Linked DNA regions of Mus musculus: region 2 is linked to region 1. Evidence: chromatin loops called from intact Hi-C (ENCODE). Cell type or tissue: left cerebral cortex. All regions are shown on one strand. Links, peaks and the distances in the headings refer to the core of each region. The heading gives the core; the rest is flanking DNA. Region 1 has its middle 540 kb from the start of D3Ertd751e. Region 2 has its middle 390 kb from the start of D3Ertd751e.

The links. Hi-C counts contacts between places; a loop is a spot of excess contacts. Peaks named below come from ENCODE experiments on the same cell type or tissue, not always from the same donor. Only the 100,000 strongest peaks of a DNase experiment are listed, where the experiment ranks them.
Region 2: a loop joins it to region 1, with 15 times the contacts of the local background. A loop is called at or near these places in 2 of 42 quality-filtered maps.

The regions. Positions count from the first base shown.
Region 1 is chr3:42,282,262-42,290,358 of GRCm38, forward strand. No RefSeq gene overlaps it. Among named protein-coding and RNA genes, the nearest start is that of D3Ertd751e, 540 kb to the left of the region's middle. In left cerebral cortex, for the core only: a CTCF peak has its summit at 4,010; DNase peaks (open chromatin) are centred at 4,039 and 4,396; H3K27ac peaks cover 1,322 bases.
Region 2 is chr3:42,125,051-42,133,147 of GRCm38, forward strand. No RefSeq gene overlaps it. Among named protein-coding and RNA genes, the nearest start is that of D3Ertd751e, 390 kb to the left of the region's middle. In left cerebral cortex, for the core only: no CTCF peak of the experiment used is centred there; DNase peaks (open chromatin) are centred at 4,969 and 5,322; H3K27ac peaks cover 1,989 bases.

The DNA.
Region 1 (8,097 bases), core at 2,713-5,212:
GTCTAGTGAACAGTGGATAAAAGCAGCTCAAAGGCAAGCTGTTATAAGAGGCCATCAAATTGGTTCTAGTGAGTCCTGATTTTGTCTTAGTCAAATGTGATTGTAGAAATAAAGACAGAGAAAAAAGTCAGATCAGACAAATGCTCTAGCTGTGTAGCTGCAGGTATGAGGAAGCAATTGAAGCCGCAGCAGTAAGATGTGGAAGATTTGAAAGATCTGCTTACAGGCCCCTGGAAAGAAAAACTAAACAAAAGTATTATTTTCCCTTTTCATAAACTGGGACTTACATGAGAATGGGGCAAGTGTCATCAAGAGTTCACTTTGCAAATGGGACACCTGTGATATCTCCAGCCAGCAACCAAATTGCAGGTTTGGAAGTCATCAGCATGATTAACATCATGGGATCTTCTGAAAACATCTAGGGAAAGACTGCAGAAGGAAGGAAGGAAGAAAGACAGTGCCACATTCCCATCATGGTGGTACCTAGATATTAGTCAAAAGGGAGGAGTGAAGAAGCAAGGGAGGTCAGGAGTCTTTGGGGTGTCCAACAATGTGCTGAGAAGAGAGGAGTCAGTAGGCTGGAGGGGTTCAAAGTTCTAAAGCCCTTCTGGAAACCTTGGAAGATAAATGAATGCTCCAAGAACCCTTCAGGTACAGCAATGTCAGGTCCGGATAGTCCTTCCAGCACTGAGTTAATACTTATGTTTGAGCAGATTGAGTTATGGACTCCATAGATCTGAGAGGGGAAGTTGATATGCACATATGAAATGTAACAAATGCAGCAAATGCACAGCAGATGCATTCAGGCAAAGAGCTTCAGCCAATGAGATGGTGAAGCCAGTCAGTGGAAACAAAGGAGTCTAACAATCCACACAGGAATAGTGGTTGTACCTGCTGACCCATATTCTAAGCTATGTGCATAGAAACAATTTCATAGGGCTTCTGAAGTCTGTGCTTCCATATATTCTAAGATGAAGACACGGCGCATCATTAAGATTTGGCTGTTAGACCATCTTCGAATTTCTTTGACATGCTTGGAGTTTCACAAAATGTAGACCATTAAACGATCCTCAAAACAAGGTTAAATGTTGAACATTTATTTTTTTCCTGTATATGAACTCACGATACACACACACAGACACAAACTACATTCAAATTCAAGTTTGTCAGTCTCCATACAACTTCAGATATCACGAACAAAGCACTGGACTTGCCCAGTCAACCAATCCTCCTGATTACCCTCTAGACTAACAAAGCAGCAAAACAATAATAGCTAGCATCTATAAAATGCCATTTTTGTTTTTGTTGTTGAGTTGTTATCAGGTAATATTTTCCGGACTCTATATGTGTTATCACATTTAATTCCCATACCAGTCACCGGAAATCTTACTTTACGGGAGGAAGAGATGAAACGAAAAGTGTTCATTCAAATATATAAAAGTTCTTTGTGTTGAAAGTTGTGGTAGATCAGATCTTGACTCCCATACACGAGAGAGAGAGAGAGAGAGAGAGAGAGAGAGAGAGAGACAGAGAGAGAGAGACAGAGAGACAAAGAGAGAGAGACAGAGAGAGACAGAGAGACAGAGAGAGACAGAGAGACAGAGACAGAGACAGACAGAGAGACAGAGACAGAGAGACAGAGACAAAGAGACAGAGACAGAGAGGGACAGAGAGAAAGAGAGACAGAGACAGAGAGACAGAGAGAGACAGAGAGAGACAGAGGGACAGAGAGACAGAGAGACAGAGAGACAGAGACAGAGACAGAGAGGGAGAGAGTCTTTATTTCTGTCCTAAACTGGGTGAGGTAAGAAAAGAGGGTAGAGAGGGAGACAGCTGCTATTTCATCACTGGTCTATTAAGCCTTGTCCAGAGGATTGGAATTTTATCCAAGCTATGGCAGTGTCTTGACAGGTTCTGGGCAGCAAGTGATGGGATGGGATTTGCCTCTGATGTATAGTTGGCATACAGCTTAAAAGAGAGCATCCCCCAAAGAGCATGAGTTTATAACAACCATCAGAGATCCGGAGGCTCTCCTTGCTCTCAACTTAGTTCTTCTACTGATAGTACAATGCCTTAGCTAAAATGGTAACTGTGATTCTGTCAACACCAAGTGATGCCAAATAGTTAGTGATGATAATTAGAAACTTGCAGACAGAAAAAATAATAAGTTAAGTAAATTCCCAAATAAACTTGTCTGAGGTCTATTTTACTGAGATCCACTTAAGTTCTACAGTTATGTTCAGATGCAATTCCTGTGTTCAACCCATCCTGAAAGTTGCCATTCATTCTTTTCAAAACAGTCTATTTGACCCCACTTAGCAGTGTCTGCTTTGTGTAGTAGGCTATCTTCTTCATGTGTTTGTAGTTTACAGCACTTGGCTCACCAGAGAATTCAGAAGCATTTTCAATAGGGTGTTGTGTTACACACGTTGTATCAGATGCTAAGTGATTTCAAAACCTGTAACAAGTCCCGAGTTACCTTAGGGTCTTAAAATCCTTGTCATCCATCAAGCCCCATGTAGACTCTATGTGATGAAATCAAACTCTTTATTATTCTTGCCTGATGCAAATTGTGCTTGCCTTTAACTTATTTTAACTCTCTTCTTTAATGGTCAAATCTTCAATAAACTTACAGCCAAAATTCATAAAGAGAACCTGGTTATAAGGAAATGTATATTTTAAAAGGGCAAACATTTCTTGACCTTTAAAATGAAAACAAAATCATATATATATGATACACATATATAGTCTCCTTTCAGTAAACTCATTGTCAAACAAACCCTTTTACTATTACAAAATTGGCTAAGAAGGAAAATATGCCTGTGGTTCAGTTTCTGTTGACTGCAGGGTGTAATTATATCTCTGACTGCAGGCTAGGTGGAAGCTTTAACTGTCTGATTATAATACTTACTCAGTTATGAAGGGTCTTGTCCGCCTACAAAATTAAGTTGAAGTGTACTGTATGTGTCTTCAGTTACAAGACAGGCTTAGCCAATATTTATGGGTAAAATTAAACTGAATTTGGGAATAGTTTTATAAAGGGGCATTAATAAACAGAAGAATGGATCCCTGGCTGGTCCAAGGCATCCCGCCCTTGATATCTGATGTGAAGATTCAGGTAGAACTGAGATGTGGCTCAGTTGTTACAGACCATACACAAACAGATTCACAGAGGCACATGTAAAGGTGATACAAAATTTGATATTTAAAAGTTTTAATTGTGCTCATTTGCTGAGACCCCTTTGTTAGTGGAACATAGCTTCACATGGGAAACATGTAGTGTTTGTTTCAGTCCTAACCATTTACAGTAGCAGTTTAAAGTCAAATTCCATATATATAACTTTACATCATGAATTGCTGTGATATATCTATATGATTATGAAATTGTAGAATTAATTGTAAATTGTATAGAATTATTTGTAAACTTCCATAGTGTGACCTTTTTATAACAGTTAACAATGTTTACTGACATAACCTTTAAATTGCCAATTTTATAAATTTTAAGTGATTTTGATGATATTTAAAATTTTTGAAATTACGTTTATTGTTGGTGTGTGTGTGTATGTGTGTGGTGTATGGTGTTCCAGAGACTTGTGGAAATTAGTGGACAGCTTTCAGGAATAAGTTCTCTTCTTCTATACCATGTGGGGCTAGGAAATTGTATGCAGGCATAGTAGCATGTGCTTTTGTCCACTGAACCATCTCAATGCCTTAGATGGAAATAGTTTTAAATGGAAATAGTTTTCACATAAAGGGCCACTGAATATGAGATTTAGTGAAGACTAAGGAAGACTGCTATGCCTCTCTTCCATGGTGATAGTGTGGATTATTATTACTACTGTGGTCCTCAACCTATTGTTTCCATATTTGACAGCTGACCATGGGTTATCTACATTCCTTTCTAGTTTTGTATTTTCTTTTAGCTAAGCCTCATTGTTTTCCCTTAAAGTCATATCCTTCCTGAAGTCGATGTACTAGAGGAACAAAAATAAGGGAGTTTTACAAGGAAACTCCCTGTTCATCCACAAGGGGTGTGTGCCCGGGCCTTTGGATGCTGCTTTTTTCTCCAATGTATTCTAGAGGATTCTTACATGTTAAAGTCAGTTTTCTGGAAAACCAGGTTAGTAGCTAATAATATTAATTAGTGAGGATTTGGTAGTCAAAATTAAAGGGAGACATCCTATACATTCAGAGCCAACGTAGGCCTGTGGTGTTAGGAACCTTAAAGTTTTCTCTCTAACATCTCTACAATATTGCTTAGATGCTGAAAGGGGCGACAGAAGAAAATGATACAGGTTTGGCAAATTGCTATGTGCAGTTTCATAAGCAATGAACAAAAAACATAGGAATTTTCACCCATCTTTGGGCAGATGGTGAATGCAACAGCAGAGATTTCAAATATAGATGTAGCACATACATACTGCAAACAGCTGTAATAGCTAAAATACATGCCCGAAGACTTAGTCATTCTGGATTATCCCCAATACATGCTAGCATTCAAAAATAGACATTTTTCTACAATTGCTATAGAATTATTTGGAATAGGCAAGTGAATTACGATACAGCGACTTTGCTGTGTGCTGAGGAGGCTGGATTTTGAGTTCTCCTCAATAACTGGTTGATTATCAGAGCTCTTATTTGTCATTTGATGTGTGTAACTCACAGGCACAAATGACCTCTTGTTTTTTTTTTTCCATTTGTTTTTGTTTTAACTGAGTTATCTGAATCAATTGTTTAAAGTCCTTGCCAACAGCATATATTATTAGTGAAGAAAATTTGAGAATTACTATTTTTAAAATGTTTTTATATAATATATTTTGATAAGATTTTTCTGTCTCCTTCAACTCCTCCCAATTTTTCCACCTCTCTACCCACCCAGCCTTATATTCTTTTCTCTGCCTTTCTCTCTCTTTCATTAAAACAAAACAAAACAAAACAAAACAAAACAAAACAAAACAAAACTTGCTTTGATTGCCTAGCAGGTTGCATCCGTGGAACCCAGATACTGCATACAAAGAATTTTCTCACTCTCCCCTAGCCCCCAAGCATCCAGGAAAACTTGAAATATCTTTTTGTCACCAAGAATTTGAAGATGCATATAAGGGTGGCTGTAACTCAGAGGGCCAAACAGTGGTAAGATTGGTGAATTGGTGAATTTTCCCATCACTGTGACCTAATTTGAGACAAAAAACAATTTATGGGAGTGCTGGTCTATATTGTTACATAGTTCATGAAAGAATGCATTCAGCCACATTGGGGACTATGAGCTGTCTGGATACATTGTGCCCATGCTCAGCAAGAACATGAGGGATGCTGGTGCTCAGCTTGGTTTTCTCTTTTTTGTTCTGTCTTAAGCCTCAACTTATGACATGGTCCTTATTCATGTTAAGTGTTGGTCCTCAGTGAAATCTTTCTGGGGACATCCTTACAGACACACGCAGAGGTATGTGTTCATGGTGGCTCTAAATCCCAAGCTGACAATGTAGATTAACTGTCACAGGTAAGATTCAGGGTATTCTAAATTTGGCGTCCTGACACCCATATCTAGATATTCTCATGCAAATCAAAATTTGTGAGCTAATTATTATTTATTCAATGAGAATTTATTAAGTAGTATTATCATAGTCCTAAAGATGACTGGGTGATTCAAATATTAAATCTGTTAGTATAATCAATATTTTAAATGTAGAATCATCTCACTTTTAACATATGCTTATTGATAAGAATTTCTGTAAGAATTTAAAGCAAAAAATTAGAGTAGAATGCAAACACCAGTATAATTTCAAAAAACAAACAATGAAAATATAAATTTTTATCAAATACATTTATTTTCATTAATATAAAATTATTATTTTTATAACTTTTAGTAGATGTATTATAAATATATACAAAGACATTACAGTAATCTAGTTTTAGAGTATATACTAAGTTTGTTTGGTGTCAAGAAATGTGAAGTGATGTTTTCTATAGGATATCTTGAGTAAACAGAAGAAAGACATTAAACTGGAAAAAGGCATTATGGCAGAAATTGTATCACCAGTGCTACAGCCACAGGTGTCTTCTTTTTATGCCAAGAAATGAGAGAGGAATTGGGTGTTACGTTTCTGTGGAGTATTAGTGTTCTCTAGAGGAACAGGTCTAGAATGGGTATATCCATCTATCAATCACATGTATGTATGTATGTATGTATGTACGTATGTATGTAACTACTACATATTTACCTACTGACCTATTTACCTACCTATCTATCTGGTGAGTTATTAGAAGGGTTTTCAGGCTGTGGTTCACCTAGACCAACGATGGCTGTCTAGCAACAGAAAGACCAATAATTCAATAGAAATCCATAAGTGTGGATATCTCAGCTGCTCTTAAGTATATATTGGAATCCCACAAAAGTAGACTCTAATGCCAGTAAAGGTATGCACTTGCCAGCAAGAGTGAGAACAAGCAGGCAAAGCAGAAGGCATGGCTCAGATTTAACATCACTCTTCTCACCTCAAAGATTTGGATTAGAAGTGTGTCTTGTTACTTCAAGTCATTTAATTAAGACAAAAAAGTGCCTCCCAAGTGTACCTAGGCACTTGAATTTAAGTTAGTTCCCAAGTAGTCAAGTTGACAAGAATAGCCATCTCAGGCCACATTGTGGCCCATACCTTCACAACCAACAGGCACTCTGTAGCTTCCCTCATGACTGCCATGTGCCTCCTGCTTTGGTTCTTTCTCCAGCCTGGCAGATGAAGCTCCATCCTGGATCCCTCAGCATAGCCTGGCTGCAGCAGTCCAAGATTTTATTATTTTAACCTTCCCTCAGTATTTTTTGAAAGTTTATCTTATTTATATTGCTTATTAATTGCTTTTATTTTTTAAATAAAAATTTAAGCTGGGTGTGGTAGAGCACGCCTTTAATCCCAGCACTTGGGAAGCAGAGGCAAGCAGATTTCTGAGTTCAAGGCCAGCCTGGTTTACAGAGTGAGTTCCAGGACAGCCAGGGCTACACAGAGAAACCCTGTCTCGAAAAAATTAAAAAGTAAAAATAATACAAAATATTAAAAAGTGCTATCAATGTGGTAACTTTAATATTCTGATACCCTAGCATAATGTTTAAAATAGGCTAAACATGTTCATATACCCAGGCATTTATTGTTTCCTTATGATAGAAGAATTCAAAATCATTTCCTTAGCTTTTAAAATTATATAGTATGTAATTATTACCTATAGCCACAACACTGTTTAGTAGCATATTAAATACTGTTAATATAAAGGCTAACAATGAAAACTCCCATGAGAACTATAATATCTCACACAGAGCTCTTTATGTGGGGAAATTGTGAACAAAGTAGGATGTAAGGATGATTTTTGTGCTTTTCTCCAGTCATTGTGTTCCACCCTGTAAGCATTTCCCTTCAAGATACTTGGAGCAGAAAGCTGGTATGGAAAGGAAGCATAGTGAGAAAAATTTGGAGTTAAGACGTCTTCTCTTTTACCATCTAACCTTATTTATCTTCTGTGTATTAACAAATCCAGCTCTTGCACAGAGACACTAAAGCATTAAGAAGAACAGCATCGTTTTCTGAGGCATGAGGTTCCTGAGGCTGAGTGGATCTCTTTCATTTGGAAAGAGATTTAAGAAATCATCATTTAAGAAAGTGGGGTGGAGGGGGAAATGGGATGAGGAACAGTGGGAAGGCAGACAAGGAGTGGGTAAAGACTGGACTGTAAACAAATAAAAATAATAACAAGAAAGAAAGAAAGAAAGAAAGAAAGAAAGAAAGAAAGAAAGAAAGAAAGAAAGAAAGAAAGAAAAAGAAAGGAAGGAAGGAAGGAAGGAAGGAAGGAAGGAAGGAAGAAAGAAAGAAAGAAAGAAAGAAAGAAAGAAAGAAAGAAAGAAAGAAAGAAAGAAAGAAAGAAAAGGAGAGCATGATTCCCAGGGATGGGGCAAAAGTTAGCATGGGGAAGTCTGGAGGAAGGAAAGGCTAAGGTGTAGATGTAACTGCAATAAAAATAAAATTTAAGGAATATAAATATAAGTATTGATAGCTATGTAAACAAAGACAAGTCAACAAATGTAAAAAAAGAGTGGACTAAAATATTTTGTGT
Region 2 (8,097 bases), core at 3,445-5,944, 160 kb before region 1:
GATATTGCGAGTGTCAGAATCCCAGCTCTGGCTTTTTGAAAACCAAGCTGTAAGAAACAGAGAAGTTGCAGAATGGCAGATTCTATTCTTGAATGAGGATTCTGAGCTGCCTGGGGGACATAAAAGAGATTCATGAACCCTGTCTTTTAAGTTGCCAGATGCTCTGATAGCAAAATACTTGGGCTCTATCCTAATGGGTATTACTAAGTCCAAGATCAACAGACACAGGGTCTATAGGTCAGGGCCTTCAAAGCATGTAGAGGATCTCTTGTGAATTTGTTGGAAGTGCAATATTCCAAGCCCCAACCATGACTTTGTGGTTTAGAACTCGAGGTCCATGCTCTCCAGGTTATTCTGAAATAGATGCTTGAGAATCATATCTCACTAAATGAGGTGGAGTGGCTAGTTAGGGTGACAAAGTGACTGAAGAAGGTAGGGGTAGTTTAAGAGAATGAGTGTTGAAAAACAGCTAGGTTGGACTCCCCTTATACTATGAGTATAACTGAGCAAACCGGCTTCTTGATTTTTCATTTTATCTGTATAATAGAAACAATAATTATAAAATATACCATAGGGTTGAATGAGGTAGTAGGTATGGCTTATTTTGTAAGAGTGGCTGGTATAGAATATGTTATGTATAAACGATATTTAAATAACGAAGTTACATTAACTGCCAGGTATACAAGTAGAGCTTACAACTTGTTTGTTGTGACAGTGTTTGTAATGTTTATTAAGGACTTCAATCCTGTGTACTGAGCAAGACACAGTAAACTTCTGGGATAAAGAGAAGAAGACAATGCACATCAACATCAAAGGGTTCTAAACATGGGGTTTTAACTGCTAACTCCACCTAGACACCAATGTCTTGAACTGATCTAATATCCATAATTCTAGGCAATTTTCAGTCAATTTCAGAATGTGGTTCTCAATTATTCCCGTATACATCAGAAGACACGCCAGGGGACCAGAGTTATAAAGCACAAAGGCATTTAACTGCGTGTCTATCTGATTTTAATGTTCTTTAAAAGCTATTTTTTTTTATCAAAAAACCTGGGCTTTTACATCAAGTGATGATTTGACATTAATGCATATTCCTCTCCAGAAGTAATCAAAGAACTGAGGTTTTCTATCAAAGCACCTGATTGCACTTTAAGCTTTATTTTCCTATGGCATCGCATGAGCTGAGAATTCATCTTATGATTTAGGGGCAGTTATGTGCTTTTTTGTGCCTCCCTGCTCTTTGTATCCCCGGTAGTAAGCTTGGGCTTAAAGCACAGCAAAGTAATCGGAGGAGAGCTCTGCAGGCTGGACTGAACACGGTTCATCATTGCAGCGGGGAGTATTGATACTGCAAGGGGCTGTGCTAGTTTACTTTAGACTAAAACACTGGCGAATGCACAGAAAAGACCATAAGGTTTCATTTCCTCAACAAAATTTAGTCAAATATTAGGAACTTTGTTCTCATATTGCTTTTAGATGCAGGAGATAGCATATTCCTGTGGGATTCATGCTTTTTTTTTTTTTTTTTTTTTTTCTTATTAGGAGCTCAACATCTGTTCCTTGGCGGCGGAAAGAAAATGTGGCTTACAGATTAAAAAGAGAAGAAAGGACACAGAGAGCAACCACAGCTTATATCTCAGCAATTACAGAGTGGGCCTTGGTGACTTGGCATTCATAAGATACATAGTATGATAGAATGTGGGCCTCAGTGACTTGGCATTTGGAGGACATATACTCTAAAAAGCAGTAAGAATAACGAAGGGTTTAGGCTGCATACAGAGACTCAGAATTGCAAACATTGGCAGGAACTCAAGTGTCCTGGACATCTGAATACACACGTGGAACTAGACTAAACCAGGTAGAGAGTAACACCCAAGAACCAACACTGCTGACTAGTCAGAAAATGCATATTATGACCCCAAAAGATTTTTTTTTGTTTGCTTTTTTGAGACAGGGTTTCTCTGTTTAGCTCTGGCTGTCCTGGAACTCACTTTGTAGACCAGGCTGGCCTCGAACTCAGAAATCCACCTGCCTCTGCCTCCCGAGTGCTTGGATTAATGGCGTGTGCCACCACGCCTGGCTTCCCAAAAGATTTCTTACCATTGCTATAAGTGAATTTCTCAGTTTTATACTTTGTTATTATATTCACTTTGCATATATATACTGTATATATCTAATCTATCTATCTATCTATCTATCTATCTATCTATCTATCTATCTATCTATCTATCTATCTATCTATCTATCCATTGTTGCATATATACTAAGCAGTTTTATCCTTTGCAATCATACTTACTCCCAGTTTCCCTTCCTTTTCCTCTGGACGTCTTCATTTCACATGATCTCCCAATGGCTACATCATTAAGGAAAATGACATTCCTTCATCAGCAACCATTAATACTTATGGGACCCTCAGGAAGGCGGGGCCTTGAGGGCACATCCTTTGTCAATGATGAAAGTGGGAAGGATCAGTCACAGCACATTTTAGAGATATAAATATGTCTATGAAAAACTTGAGTGTTTATCATAAAGGCAAGCATTTACTCCAGCTCTTGTTTACAAGATTAAAGATGATGCATGGAAATCAGACACTTTTAATCCTTTTCTCTTTCATCGTCCCTAAGTGTACTTGAACCATGGTGAATATGGTAATGTGGGACAACATATGAAAACAATGTGTTTGTCTTTGTGGAGAAGGAATTTCTTTCAGCTGCATATATCAAAGCCTAGAAATGAGTCATTGTCATACAGGATGAGAAATCAGCTCTTTGACTTTGTGTGTGCCTCGAAGCAGATCTGCTCAGCCACAGCCAATCTATACTTCTGGCAAATGACAATGAAAAATCCAGGTGAGACTCACTAATGTTTAAGGGGAAGCCGGGGAACCCTCGTGCTGAATGGTTGCTTTGAGAAATGTCCATGCAAGCTCTTGACTTTGGCTAATACAGTCTTCATTTTTCAATTAATCCAGGATTTAAGGCACAATATAGTCCCAGGTTAACAGCCCAGTCTTACTACTCAACACTGAAATCTCTTCTTGATTCCCTACTACTTTGCTAGAGTGAAGGGAATTAGGGTTTAGATTTCTGTACATTCTCTATTAGGCAGGATGGTCCTTAAACCAGTAGCCACCTTAATCAGCTCCATCTTCACCATCTTCTGCCTGTTACTTCTCAGAGCTCGGTGCCCATGAGGAAAATGGTGTTCTCCCATGGGTCTGATGCGCAGCCTGGTCTTTGCTTCTCTAAATACCTTTTAAAGCCCGATAGACATTTGTCTTTCTGCTTTCCCCCTCCCTCCATTCTTTTCTTTACTTGAATTTTGAAAGGAGTTCTTTCTGTGTAGGCCATTTCTTTCAAACTCACTGAAATTCTTTTGTCTCAGCCTCCAGAGTTCTGATACTACAGATGTATGCCAACATATGGAACTCTGCCTGTTGCAATTCCAATTTCTTTTAATGATGGTTAATGCCATTGACTAAATTTGGAATTATGTAGGAGACAAAACCCTGGGAGTATCATTGAGGCTCTATCTAGGAAGGTAAATTTCAGTATTGATAACACTGTGCCATTTTCTAGATTCTTGACTAAATGAAAAAGAAAGGGAGAAGAAAGAGACCTGAGTAGCAGTCTTCATCTCTCTGTCATCTTCCTTCCTTGACCTGCTCCCTGCAGTTCCAACCACCATGCCTTTCCCACAGCACAGTGCGACGGACTGTACTATCAAACTAAGCCAACAATTTTCTCTTTGAAGTTGCTCTTGTCAAATAATTTCTTACAGCTACAAGACAATTATACACTTTTCACAGCTAATTCCAAAAGCTGGCTTCCTGTTTTGTAAGTTGTCTGTTTGTATCTTCTTATCTTTCTAAGTTGTTTTTATCTTCTTGTCTTTATCATCATTTTACTTGTCTATGCACTTGAGTCTTCCATTTTTTTTTTTCAGCAGATGATACTTGAGAGGGAAATTAGGTCTTAGACACATTTCCTAGAGTCTGTAATGAAGTGCTAACATCTAATGTGTGACATTAAACTCATTCTCACAGTACAGTGAATACAGACTTTGCTTATGCCTTGTATAGGTACAATGACAGACTGTAAATATCAACCCTAAAACATATCTCCTAGTTGTATCTTATGACTGGGAAAATGTAGCTATTTATGAAGGAATAATTAAGAGTTTGAGAGACAAAAAATCTCATGTGTAGAATAGAAACATCATTGTGAGTGCTAATAGTGTTCTTGGAAACCTCCAGGAGAAAGTAGAAGCTAGACCATGAAGGGTGGATAGGAATGCCAACCTCCTGTTCAATAAATATCCCAGGAATGAGACATCTGGCTGGGTGATATGGGCTAGGGAATCATTTTAGAAAAGTGATATCATGTCAGTCAGATGCCCTTGCAAAATAGTTTTCCTGGAAAAGTCCTCTCATGCTTGTATGTAGGATGAGAAGCTGCATCAGAGGATGTGACTCTGGTCATGTCACCATGCTGCAAGTATGGCAGCCCTTCCAACACATGCAGGGCAGTTCTCTTTGTTAAGAATAACAGCTGTTTGCATTTACACAGTTGGAAGGTTTACAAAGGAACTGTTGTTTTAAAGAACAAAACTTCTCTGTAAGGACAGCATGCTTCTAGTGAGTACCATATCTTTTTCAACATTTCCCAAACTTATCCAGAAACATAACTAGAGAGTACTGCAAGGCACATCAGCATCCAGATACATTAGGAAACCAGCCAGCTTCTGGTTTGTTAGAAAGAGAGCCGTGAACATAAGATTTTGCACTGTTTTATTTGGATTTTGAGATTTCTTCAGAGTTCTAACCTTCAGTGATCCTAAAAATGAATATTTTAAGCTTCCTGGAAGTATACAGGGCAGCATGTAAATTTAGAAAGGAACTTACAACTCTTTCTTAAGAAGCAATGACTTCTAAACTTTGTGTAATAGATGAGATTCACAAGGCCCACTCAGCCATCTGTTCTGCTTGATTTCAGGCAATTTCCATCTTTTCCAGGACACAGAGGCATATAGTGTGTGCATATGTGTGCAGGTGTGTGTCTGAGTGGGCAATGAGAGTATGTAAAACACACACACACACACACACACATAATTTCAATTTAAGTTGTCTTCTCTGTATCAACTCTTGACTTTGTATAGCTACTTAGCAGATTTGTTTGCTTTAAAGTTATATTGTTTTTTGAAAGGAAAACTTTTTCAAATCTATTTTTTCCTTTTTAACATAAAGAAAGCTGCTTTGGCTGACTAGAGTAGGATTCCAAAAGCAGTTCCTCTGTGTCAGCTCTTGGTAGGAGGATTAGCTTTTGTTTCCATATGGCGCACAAGAACTTTCAAGGGATGGCAATTGTATTAGTTACTTCCCTTATTGTGCTCAAATCTGACAAGAACCATTTAAATGAGAGTTTACTTTGTTTCGTGATCTAAGGAGGGATATTGTCTACACTAGGGACGGGATGGTATGGTGTTGTGATTGAATCAGCTCCCTACACTGTAATTGTAGGCAGAATGCAGAGAGAGAGAGAGAGAGAGAGAGACAGAGAGAGAGAGAGAGAGAGAGAGAGAGAGAGAGAGAGAGAGAGAGAAAGACACAGAGACGCAGAGAGACAGAAAGACACAGAGAGACAGAGAGAGACACAGAGAGAGAGACAAAGAGAGACAGAGACAAAGAGAGACAGAAAGATAAAGGAATGTTGGTGCCCAGCTCAAATTTATCTTTTTTTCAGTCTAGAAGCTCAAACTGATGCCGCCCACATTGCAAACTCCATCACACACGCACCCTGGGATTGGTTTGCCAGGTGATTTCAAATCAGTTAAGTTGATAATGGGAAGTAGCCATCACAGTGGTTGAAATAGTTCCTGCTAAGAATCATAAGGTTCATGCTCTAACATCTGAGTGTCTTCCCTCAGCACTTGAAATATGATTGACTTTTGCGTCATTGTGGTTAGACTTAATTCAATGGCCAGTGTTATGCCATGAAGAGAGAAGGCTCAGTCAAGGACACAAGGAAGATGACAATCATGTAAGACATGAGGACAATGCCTTGGGGAGTCAGAGGTAGAGACGCTCCCATGTAAGACAATGAATAATAAGCAAGCACTAGATCAGTTCTCAACTTTTCTGATACTGTGACCCTTTAATACAGTTCCTCATGTTGTGGTGACCCCCCACCATAAAATTATTTTCGTTGTTATTTCACGGCTGTCATTTTGCTACTGTTACGAATCATAATGCAAATACATGATATGCAGGATATCTAATATGCAACCTCTGTGACAGGTCGTTCAAGCCCCAAGTTAAGAATATTTGCACCAGTGGAATCTTCCCGGGATCCTTGACAGCAACTGTGGCCTTGCTGACATCTTGATTTTGAATGCCTTGCCTCCAAAACTTTGGGAAGACAAATTTGTTTTTATAAACCATCTGCATTTGTGGGGCTTTGTTTATATACTCCTAAGAAGTAAATACAGAAATTATTGGGGCCCAAATTATGAAGGTTGATGAGCCCCAAACATCAAAACTAATATTGATTTCATCAATAACATCTAAGAAGAGCATACTCAACCTTTCATGCACAGGGCTGATTGAGTTTGTCATGGTCTGATCTCTAATGGTGTCTTGCCAAATTAATACTGGATAACACTTATTGAGCATTTGCTAAGTGCTCTGGGTCATACCATAGGCATATTTTAACTTATTCTTGAATGTTTTGAACCACATAGAAGATGAATAGTATGACCAAGGATCCAGAGCTGAGAGAGCTGTGGCTTTGTCTCAAATGGTTTCCAAAGCTTATATTCCCACTAGTTTTCATTTTGTATTTGTGCCTTTTAGAATTTTATGTGTCATGCTTTTTATGATCTAAAAATAGGAGGTTATTGAGTAATGTCAGAGTGTTTCATAATGAGGGCATAGTGTGCATATATCCTAGATCTTATTATTTAACCCATATAACAGTCCTTCAAAGTAGCTTTGTGTAACTTATGAACAAAGAAGCTAGAATCAAACAGAAGAGTTTGACCTCTGTAAGTAGGGTTGTAATGACTGTCAAGGTTTGAATCTGATATTAATCCTTACCATTTGTCCATGGCCTGTTACGTGCTGGCTGCACTTTCTCTTTGATCCTAACAGTGCTCGTAAAGGAAAGATATCTTTGGGAGACAAAACTTGAGGTGGCAGAAATGAAAATAAAATCTTGTAGGGATTCAGCCAATCCAAGGCATCTGGCTAGGGAATACTGTGTATAGGAAAGAGAAGCAGTAGCCCATGGCATGAACAGGATATAGACACACACATTATACTGAACTGGCTTTGGTTCAGCAGGAGAGTATGAAAATTGAGAAGAGGACTTGGTACGAGATTGTGTTTTCAGCTTACAGATGTGGGAAACTGGCTGAAGGCAAGAGAAGGGCATCACTGGGAAGCAAGAACCACATAAGCAAAAGCAGCTGAGTCAGCTTTTAGATGTAAAGATACTTCCATGAATATTTGATCTCAAAACCATTGGCTTTCACATATTTTTCTTCCATGCAGATGGTGCATGTTTGAGCAGGTTTCACAATGGTTGTAGAGTTTCTCACTACTAATATTTGGGTTGATTTAAATGACTCTGAGCTACTAACATTTATGCTTATTGAAGGAAATATTGATGAAGGCACATCTCTTATTTTCTAGGAGATCTGAAACTTGGAGATGCTCAGGATCTTGTCTTGGGTTAAGTAGCAAATGCATACCAGAGCTCAGGTTTGAGGCCAGATGTACTGGCTTTTAAAACAAACACCATATAACAGTATGTTGTCTTGCATATAGAACATGTCTGAACAATGTTGACATTAGCAGTTTCTTTTGTTATTCAAGCTCTATGGTAATCTGTCTTAGGATGCTTGTGTTGCAAAGTATCAAACATTGGCCACTGTAGTGGTCACAAGAGCACCAACTTTTGGTAACATTATTTTATCTGATGTTAAAAAATTAGGTTTTCAGCCAGGTGGTGGCTGTTATCCCAGCACTCAGGAGGCAGAGACAGGCAGATGTCTGAGTCTGAGGCCAACCTGGTCTACAGAGCAAATTCCAGGATACCT